Linked DNA regions of Homo sapiens: region 2 is linked to region 1. A link is a contact called in ENCODE Hi-C data. All regions are on one chromosome and are shown on one strand. The core of a region is the stretch at or near the end of the contact, and the rest is flanking DNA. Distances in the headings are between cores, read along the strand shown.

Region 1 (4,730 bases), core at 1,304-3,803:
AATGCCATGCAATACCATTCAAGTACTACATGGGACTTGGTCAGAGAAAACCCAGTTCAAACTATAGGAATGATTGTGAGGAGTTGGAGAGCCTGAATGGATGCCTGGGAGACTGGCAGGATGCAAGGAAAGCCGAGCCCTCAGTCACCTGGAAACTGCCAGGTAATCTGGGAACAGACTGGGTGCTACTGGGTGATCTTCCAGGAAAATAATAATTCAAATACAGAACCCAAGTGAGAGATATGAAAACGCTTCCCTTTTGATTTGGCTAACATATGGCCACACAGTAGTCTCAGCTATGATCTGTGCTTTCCTACATTCCTCGAAAAATCGACTGCAGACGATTCCACCAGCACATCTAAAAAAGATAGGTGTCTTAAAAGGGAGCCACAAAATGAACATTCCCAATTGGAATCTACTCCCAAGCCAACATTCTAGAGGAAAAAAGATTTTTTAGGTTTAATCAAAATAATACAAGTAAGAGCTTCTAAAGTAAACGTAGAAGTATTACAGATCTACTTTTGGAATTCTTGTGGTTGCTCTAATCTCTCCCCTTTTATTACAACCTCAACTGCCAGATGAAATCTTCCCAGAACTCCATTACTGCACTATTAAAAGTAATCATTTACCTAACTAGCATTTGAGCACCTATCTCCATAATCAAAGCCCACCATGTCCAACCTCTTTATACCAAACACAACACTTGCCCCACGTTCCAGGCTCATCCTGCTCCCTGCCTGCTGAGCTCTTCTTCTGCCTCCTCTCCTCTCGCCACCCCAAGCATTTCCATGGTTTGTGTGTCACCTCCTTCAGGAAGTCTTCTCTGATGACATGACACGCAGATTTTTCCTTCAGTCAACAACTTCACATTAAGAAACTATTATGTTAATTTGAGAGCCCCTTCCTCTCAAATTTTTTTGGTTCACTGTTGTCTGTAACCTATACTTAATATTGTCTTCTTACTCTCCTATTCTACTAATATGCTACATCATTATTATTATTTGAGACGGAGTCTCGCTGTTGCCCAAGCTGGAGTGCAGTTCAAGCGATTCTCCTGCCTCAGCCTCCCTAGTAGCTGGGACTACAGGCGCGTGCCACCACGCCCAGCTAATTTTTGTATTTTTAGTAGAGATGGGGTTTCACCATGTCGGCCAGGCTGGTCTTAAACCTCTGACCTCGGGTGACCCGCCTGCCTCAGCCTCCCAAAGTTCTGGGATTACATGCGTGAGCCACCTTTTCATATCCGTGGGAAAAAGTTCTTAAATGTTTTATTTCCTAATTGGTTCTCGTGTGCGATCTTAACTGTAGTAGGTGGTTACCTTTAGGAACCCAAACTTACCCATCTTTTATGCCCCCATTCACAGCACATGGCAAAGGGTGAAACACCTCGATATTAATTGGTGTTAAGTATGTTTTTCCTTTGTAAATCTCATGAATTATTTATGCTTTTGTACCTTTCTTGAAGGAATACAAAGTGAGAGAGAAGAGCTTAACACCTGAAAAATGTTTCAGTTGCCTGACATTGTCTTTAGCTACAATTGGTTAGACAAACGTTTACAGAGTTCCTACTACACGCAGAGACAGGCATAAATATTCTATTATGGTAAGGCCTTGATCACGGTTGTTATCTCCAGCACCAATCATTGTCTTCTGCACATAATTAACACCCAATACGTATGTGTGGAGTGAAAAAAATGAATGCAGTCGGCCTGCCTGCAAGCAGCTGATATTTTAATGGTGTGAGGGTGAGGGAGATATAAAGGATGAACAAATAAATAAATGAGGAAGGTCATATCAGTGTGATAACCGCTGTGGAGAAAATAAAGCAGGATCATGAATACCACCAACAGCCAGGCAGTTGTTGGCAGACCTGGAGACTCCCATCAGCTGGCGAAGCTGCCCAGCGTAGTGGTTAGCTGCTAGGAGGGCAGCCCCGGGGGAGGTGCACAGCCCTGCCGCTCATTCGCTACGCGGCTCTGGACGAAGGGCTTCACCTCTCTGGCCTCGACTTTCCAATCCCCTAAAACCTACTTCATGAGGGGGAGTCTGAGGAGTTGGTACTAAAGTGCCTGTCAACCTGGCGGGCGCTAGGGAAACGCCGGCAGCGCCGCGGGTCGGGAACTCACCGGCGCGAAGGGCACGGAGAGCCTCGGGCTCCCTCTGCCGATGTCCGCGCTTCCCTGCCCAGGGTCGAGCAAGGCTGAGCTGGGCAAAGTTTTGACCTTGAATGGAGGTCTGGGGGACTAGGGACCGGCGCCCCTCTCTGTCTGCTAGGGCTGGCGGAGACCCGGCAGGCCGGCGAGGGTGCGGGGCCGAGGTGGGCGGCGCTTCCCGGGCGCCTCCGTCAGACGGGAGGCATCGAGGGCTCGGCCAGCTGCCCCGGGCGCCCTGCGCGGCGGCTGGGCACGGGCCGGTCACTGCCCCGGCGCCGGCCTCTCGGACGAGGCCGCCGCGCAGCCACGGCGAGAGGCACCCTCACTACCCCCGCGCCCAGCCGGCTCCCAGCCCTAACGGCAGCCGGCGGGGAGCGACGCCGTCCCACGGCGCGAGGCCGCGGCGGGCGCGCGAGGCGCGGCGCGGGGCGGGGCGGGGCGGGCACATGCGCACAGGCGGCGCAGCCGGCACGCGGCGCTCGCGCTCCCTCCTTAAATGAGCCTGGGCGCCCCGCGCCCGCCACTTCAGTGGATCCCGCGCCGGGGCCGCGGGCGGAGCTGCCTGCCGGTCCCGCGCCGCGCGTCCGCACTCCTCGGCCCTCGGGCGGTCGATGGGACGGGGCGCCGCGGAGCAGGAGGCGGCGCCCGTCGGGGTGCTCGGGCCGCGCGGGAGCCCACTGTGGGGCTCGGGCATGGCGGGCCGCAGGACCTGAGCTCTCCTCAGGGGAGCGGGGAGGCAGCTGCTGGCCGGCGATGGGGACGGAGTGGGGCCGTCGCCGCCGCGCCGAGCCGTGAGCGCCGAGCCACCGCCGCCGCTACCTCAGCCCTTCGCGAAGCGCCGGGCAGCTCGGGAACATGGCCCTGGAGCGGCTCTGCTCGGTCCTCAAAGGTAAGGACCGGGGCTGGGGCCACGGACGGCGCCCCCTGCGGGCCGAGGCTGGCGCGCCGCCCTGCCCGCGCCTCTGCGTCCCTTACCCGCGCCCGGGACCCGACGCGCCTCTTTGTCTGGCGGGGCTCGCGGCTACTCGGAGCGGACCGCGGGGCGCGAGCCCTGCCCGGCTCCGCCGGCTCTCCGGGCGCGCCGCTTCCGACCCCTGCGAGTCCGGCCGACGTTCGCGGGGCGCGTGTGGGAAGAGGGATCGGGTCGGGAAGGCGGCCAGGAGGCCCCTGGGCCCAGCAGGGCCCTCCGGGCTGCGCCCTCGCGCCGCTTCCGTAGAATTCCGCGCATCCCTTTGCAAAGTTGTGAGATTCCTGTCGTGGAGCGGAGGCCGCTCTTTCTCCAGATGTGATGGCAAAAAGTAATTCCACGAGAACAATAAAAGCCGCGGCCGTGACGTCGTGCAGTGGTTTTCGAATAGCCCCGCGGCGCCTGCACCTCGCGGCGGGGAACGGGGCCTGCTGGGCCAGCCGGGTCCCACCTGCTGCGGCCACGGAGGCTGCGGCACCACTGCGGGCTCCGGGGGCGGCGCGCGGGCGCCGCGGACCCGGCTTGTCCCGGCCCCCGGGGAGCGCTGCTGCTCGGGTGCTTCCCGGGACGCGGCGCTCCTCGCGCTCCGCCAGAGGTCTCAGAATTCCCCGCCGCTGGTGTTCGGTTCTTACTAATTTGTTGTACTGGGAATTAAAACAGTTGGCTTGTCCAGAGCACAGAGCTCTAAAACCTACTCCACCGGCTTTGCATTTCCCAGGAGGTGGTAATTTAGATGAAAATTTATATACATAGATAATTAGGATTGGGATACAAAGTTGCTCCTGAAACTCGGACTGAATAAATCGTCTTTTCAATTTCCAGAGGGAAAACAGCACCACCACTCAGTAAAGGACTTCCCTTTTTCCCCCTGCTGATTTAAATTGAAAGCTGACGTGTTTGTAATGTCGTAACATGTTCTTTTTTTAAAAATTTCGAGGGTACGGCTGAGGCATTATTAACGGTGTTATGTATAACTCAGCACTGTATCTTAATATTTGTAGAGTGACTTTTTTCCTGCTCCCTAACAGCACTTTTTTCAAATTTGTTTTATTAGAAAGTTCAGTGTAATTTTGCTTTTGATTTTAATTGGACACATTGTCTACTCTCCACATATTCCTAAATTCGTAATTGAGATTTCAGTAATTCGAAACGTTTAACTACCCCACTGTAAACGTATCTACAGCTTGTACTAAGGTAACCTAGGACTTTCTAGCTGATGAATATTTCACAAACCGTAAATCCGTAGTGATTTCTTTATTACAATTGAAAACAACTCTGAAATTCATCCTGTGGCTTTCATATCTCTAACTCCTAATTTTTACAGTCATTCCTGGGAAAGGAATGTTTTTACTCTTTCGTGATAAACCGTATGCACACTAGGATTTCTGATCGTGTTGCTTATCTGAATTTTCTGCCGTTGTCGGATTGCGCCCTCACTACGGTAAGGTTGTCAGCATGCTACTGACCGTGCATCCGAGAGCACCCCCGGATGAAATCGCGTAGATCTGTCACACCGCTTTACCTGCAGAACTTGATAAAATCGAGCTGGATAGGGTAGGGGCTGGTAGCGCCTCCTCCAATGGTGAAGGGATTTGCAGCGTTTCTGCCTT
Region 2 (4,730 bases), core at 1,235-3,734, 710 kb before region 1:
GCTCATCCCAGCAGCTCAGGGCACAAGGCAGGCACCCACTGTGGACAGGACACCATCCCATCGCAGGGCACACTCACCCCCACACACACTCATTTCGACTGGGGCCATTTAGACACGCCAGTGAATCCCATGTGCACAGCTTATGAATGTGGTAGGAAACAGAGTGCCCAGAGAAAACCCATGCAGAAATGGAAAGAATGTGGAAGACTCCACAAAGATAGGGGCCCCGGCCTGGAATTGATTTCTTTTTCTTATCAATGTTATAATGAAACTACATTATCTGAGGACCTGCTGTACTTGCTTTTTCTTTATTGTTTACTGTCTGTCCACCCACACTTCCCCTTCCCCTCCCCCTTGCTGAACAAGAAACCAAGTTCTACATGCACAAGGATCTTTGTTTTGTTCTCTGAAGTATCTCAGCACCTGGAATTGTGCCTGGCACATATTAGGTGCTCAGTAAATGGCTGTTAAATGAAAAAATAATAAAGCCCATATCCTTCCAATGAATCCCTCTTACTCAGTTGAGCTCAAATGTGCTACCATTGCTTGAAAGCAAAGCCCCCAACTGAGAGAGTGCCCTTCTCAGCACACCATGACTACAAAAGAGCCTGCTATACCTTTCTGCACTAAGAAAAGGATCAAAATCAGACAGAAAAAGAAAAAATACAGACTTCCTGATTGTCTATATATAAATTCGGCTGGTCCTTTTGGCTGCCTGTGTTAGTCAGGGTTCCCTAGAGGGACAGAACTAATAGGATATATCCATATATATGTATACATCCATATATACATATATACATATATGTATATACATATGTGTATATGTATATACATATGCCAGTGATGACACATATATACATATCCATATATACATATACATCCATATGTATATGTATGTATATATACACATATATAATCATATATATCCACACACATATATGTGTGTATATATATATGCATATATATCCATATATATCCATATATATCCATATATATCCATATATGTATATATCCATATATATATATCCATATATGTATATATCCATATATATATCCATATATGTATATATCCATATATATATCCATATATGTATATATCCATATATATAAGGGAGTTTATCAAGTATTAACTTACATGATCACAAGGTCCCACAATAGGCCATCTGCAGGCTTGAAGAGCAAGGAGAGCCAGGCAGAGTCCCAAAACTGAAGAACTTGGAGTCTGATGTTCGAGGGCAGGAAGCATCCAGCACGGGAGAAAGATATGGGCTGGAGGCTAAGCCAGTCTCGCCTTTTCACATTTTTCTGCCTGCTTTATATTCGTTGGCAGCTGATTAGATTGTGCCCACCAGATTAAGGGTGGGTCTGCCTTCCCTAGCCCACTGACTCAAATATTAATCTCCTTTGGCAACACCCTCGAAGACACACCCAGAAACAATACTTTGCATCCTTCAATCTGATCAAGTTGTTACTCAGTATTAACCATCATGCAGCCCTTGTGGGTGGAAGTCAGTAGGAAAGTCGCTTGACCCAGGGCCAGGACACCCAGCTGTGCCTGCAGATCCTGCTGCTTCTGGAGGTGTGGCTTTGGGCATCACTAAGCCTCCCTGGACCTCAGTTTCTTCATCTGTAAAGCAGATCTAAAAACCCCTATGCCTCAGGGTTGTTGCGAAGATTAAATGAGATCCTGAGTATCTGGGACTCTGAGGAGAGACCCCACACTCCTTACAGTCAGAGCAGCTCTGCGTTGCAAGGAAGGATTTGGACTCTGGGAGAGGCAAACCAGTTCAAATCCCACCTTCGCCACTTACTGCCATGCAGCCTCGGGCACATCACCTGGCCCCTCTGCGCCTCCATTGCCTGGTCTTTAAAAGGGGGATAATTAGCACAGCCTGTATCCAAGGACAGTCATCGGGATTGCTGAGTCCATGCCTGTGTTTTATCCCAGTGCCTGGCACATGCAAAGTGCCCAATAATAATAATTTGTTGTTGCTATTGCAGGGGCTCAATAAATGTCATTTCCCTCCTCAGGACGAGAGCCTTGGCACCTGAGCCAGATCATTCATTTCTTTTTCTCTTTTGATGCCAGTGATGACACATAACTTGCCCCAACAATGTAGCTCCCCGGGAAGATTTTGATGGGATAACAAAAATGTGTTTCTTGGGCTTTCTACAGCTACAGCCCTATGACTCCTGTCATGGAACTGTCAAAACAAGCTTGAAACATGCATGGGCTTTCTGCCAAGTCCTCTTGGAGAGGGAGAGATGTAGCATGCACTCCTTTCTTTCTCTCTGCACTGTCCCTACTCCCACCCACCCCGATCCTTCTGCAGCAACACACTGTGTCAGCCGTGCTTGAGTGGTTTGGTAAAACAGGGCTCATTTTAGCTCCCTTTGGCAGAACACAGGGTGGTGTGGAGACGGCCGGAGAGTAGAGGCACGTGAAAATGGTTCAGAAATGCCTGGGAGATGCCATCGGTTTGTACCAGGTGCTAGACGCTAGGGTTATGGCTGCTGTGCCCTCGTGGCTGACTTTGAGTCATGGCTTGTGAAACTCTGCATGCTGATCAGGAATCAGAGCAACTAAGGACAGACAAGGACACCCATCTACCTTGAGTCAGGTCCTTCAGAGTGATCTGAGATGCCAAGGGCAGCAGGTGGCTGCCAAACCTTATTGCCAAATTGTCATAGCTCCTTTGTTGTTTCTGGTTTTGATATCAATCTTGTAAAACAGAGACGCTCCTGCTTCCTAAGGTCTTGGAGTCAGGAATTTGTAAAAAACAATTTCACTTCAAGCTTCCACAAACACACTGTTTCCCCTGCCTCTGCTTCCCTGTTGTGACCAGGAAGGCGGTACTATCATACAGTTAACCCTCCACATGAGATAAATAGGAATCTTTTGAAAGCCACTGTATTCCATCCATAAATTATCAGCTGTACAGATGCAGACCTCTGGCTGACACAGAAATCACTCCTCCAAATCCCCACCATGTATAGGCATTTAGAAACAACTCATTGTACTTCACTGGTCCCCTGTTTCCCTTTAGAGAGGTTTATAGTGGTCAAGACTCTTGGGTACAGATGATAGAAACCCACCTGAAATTGACCTAAGCATGAAAGAAGACATACTATTCCCATGATAGAGACACTTGGGGGTAGTTCAGCTTCGGGCACAGCAGGATCCAAATGTCAAAAAAATATTTCCAGCCAGCTGCGGGGGTTCATGCCTATAATTCTAGCACTTTGGGAGACCAAGGTGGAAGGATGGCTTGAGCCATGAGTTTGAGACCAGCCTGGGCAAGATGGCCAGACCCTGTCTCTACAAAAATAAATTAGCCAGTCATGGGTGATGTGTGCCTGTAGTGCCAGCTACTCAGGAGGTGCAGATGGGAGAATGCCTTGAGCCCAGGCATTCCAGGTTGCAGTGAGCTATGATCGCACCACTGTACTCCAGTCTGGGCAACAAAGGGAGACCCCATCTCACTCTGTTGAGCTCGCATTGTCCAGCTATATATATATATATATAGCTGACATATATATATATATATAGCTGACATATATATATATAATAGCTGATATATATATATATAGCTGACATATATATATATAGCTGACATATATATATATAGCTGACATATATATATATAGCTGGACATATATATATATATGTATAGCTGGACATATATATATATGTGTGTATATATAACGATTTTATTACCTACATCTTAACATCTTACCTACATCTTACCAGTTTAGCCTCCCCAGGAGAGTGAGGTTTGCTTTACTAATATTTCCAGCAAAAATCTTAGCAAAGGATGGCCATGTCTCTGAGTGGCCCTACCCGTGTCTCATGCCTATCCAGGACCCAACCTCTGTGGCTAGGGGTATATCCTTACATGATCCCCATGTTAATAGCTGTTATTGACTACTATGTGCCAAGTCTTTAACTATATTATCGCTCATCTCACAACAAAATGAAAGATATCTATTTACTATCCCCATTTTTCAAGTGACGGAACAGGATTAGAGACGTTAAATAACTTGCCCAAGTTCACATCCCCCAAATGGAGAAACTAAAATTTTGGCTCAGTTCTCCAGGACTCCCTATCAGAGTGCCAAAATGGCCCATCTCCCTGCAGCTGCAGAATAAGTGAGCTGTCTCATAAAATGTGCATTCATTCCATAGACATTAATTAGGCACTGCTCTGTGCAGTCACAGGTTATGACTGGAAGATTCCTGGGACATTTCAGCACTCCAGGCACTAGCTTCCTCAAGCCCCATATGGACCCCTTCTGGAAACCCACCTGGTAATAAATAGTAGGACCCTGGTCTCTTGAGAGACACATGGCTCATCTGGTAATTCTGGGTAGTAGAACCTTTCCAAAGAGGAATAAGTCATCATTTGCAACTTCTGCCCTACCTGTTTGACTCACTCTCAAAAAGTCTACCATCTAGGTAAGATAAAAATAAAAAGGGGGTCACAGACCAAGTTTGCTTGGTCCCTATATTTTTTTCTGAATTGGATTTGTTACCAATACTGAAAAGATAGGACTAGTATTTCACATTCAAAGCCATGTTTCCGGTTTCTTCTAAATATATCAAATGTGGCAGCATTGAGGCCAGATTCTTACATGGCAAAGGTCAGTAGGAACTGACAAGATGACTGGCTGCTGCTTTGGGGTGGGGCGTGTGCTCTCCGGTTTGCCCTAGTCCCTTTCATTCCTTATTG

What was found. A loop is a pair of places that touch in the nucleus more often than their neighbours do. Pooled maps may share reads with other maps.
Region 2: a loop to region 1 is called in a map of HAP-1, with 4 times the contacts of the local background. The contact joins the promoter of LINC02133 here to the promoter of ITFG1-AS1 in region 1. A Hi-C loop is called at or near these places in 1 of 168 maps with a recorded cell type or tissue (HAP-1), 2 of 37 single-sample maps with no recorded cell type and 4 of 50 pooled maps.

Annotation. Positions count from the first base shown.
Region 1 is chr16:47,141,891-47,146,620 of GRCh38, reverse strand. It overlaps ITFG1-AS1 (ITFG1 antisense RNA 1), which reads right to left and starts at 2,553. Exons shown (of 4, transcript NR_110904.1): 1 at 2,127-2,553. NETO2 (neuropilin and tolloid like 2) reads left to right here and starts at 2,676. Exons shown (of 9, transcript NM_018092.5): 1 at 2,676-3,042. The coding sequence starts at 3,009. RefSeq lists silencers at 2,146-2,475, 2,536-3,375, 3,546-3,695, 4,523-4,572, 4,583-4,672.
Region 2 is chr16:47,856,335-47,861,064 of GRCh38, reverse strand. LINC02133 (long intergenic non-protein coding RNA 2133) reads right to left here and starts at 2,484. Exons shown (of 6, transcript NR_110650.1): 1 at 1,136-2,484. The region is part of intron 1 of LINC02192 (long intergenic non-protein coding RNA 2192); the gene reads left to right.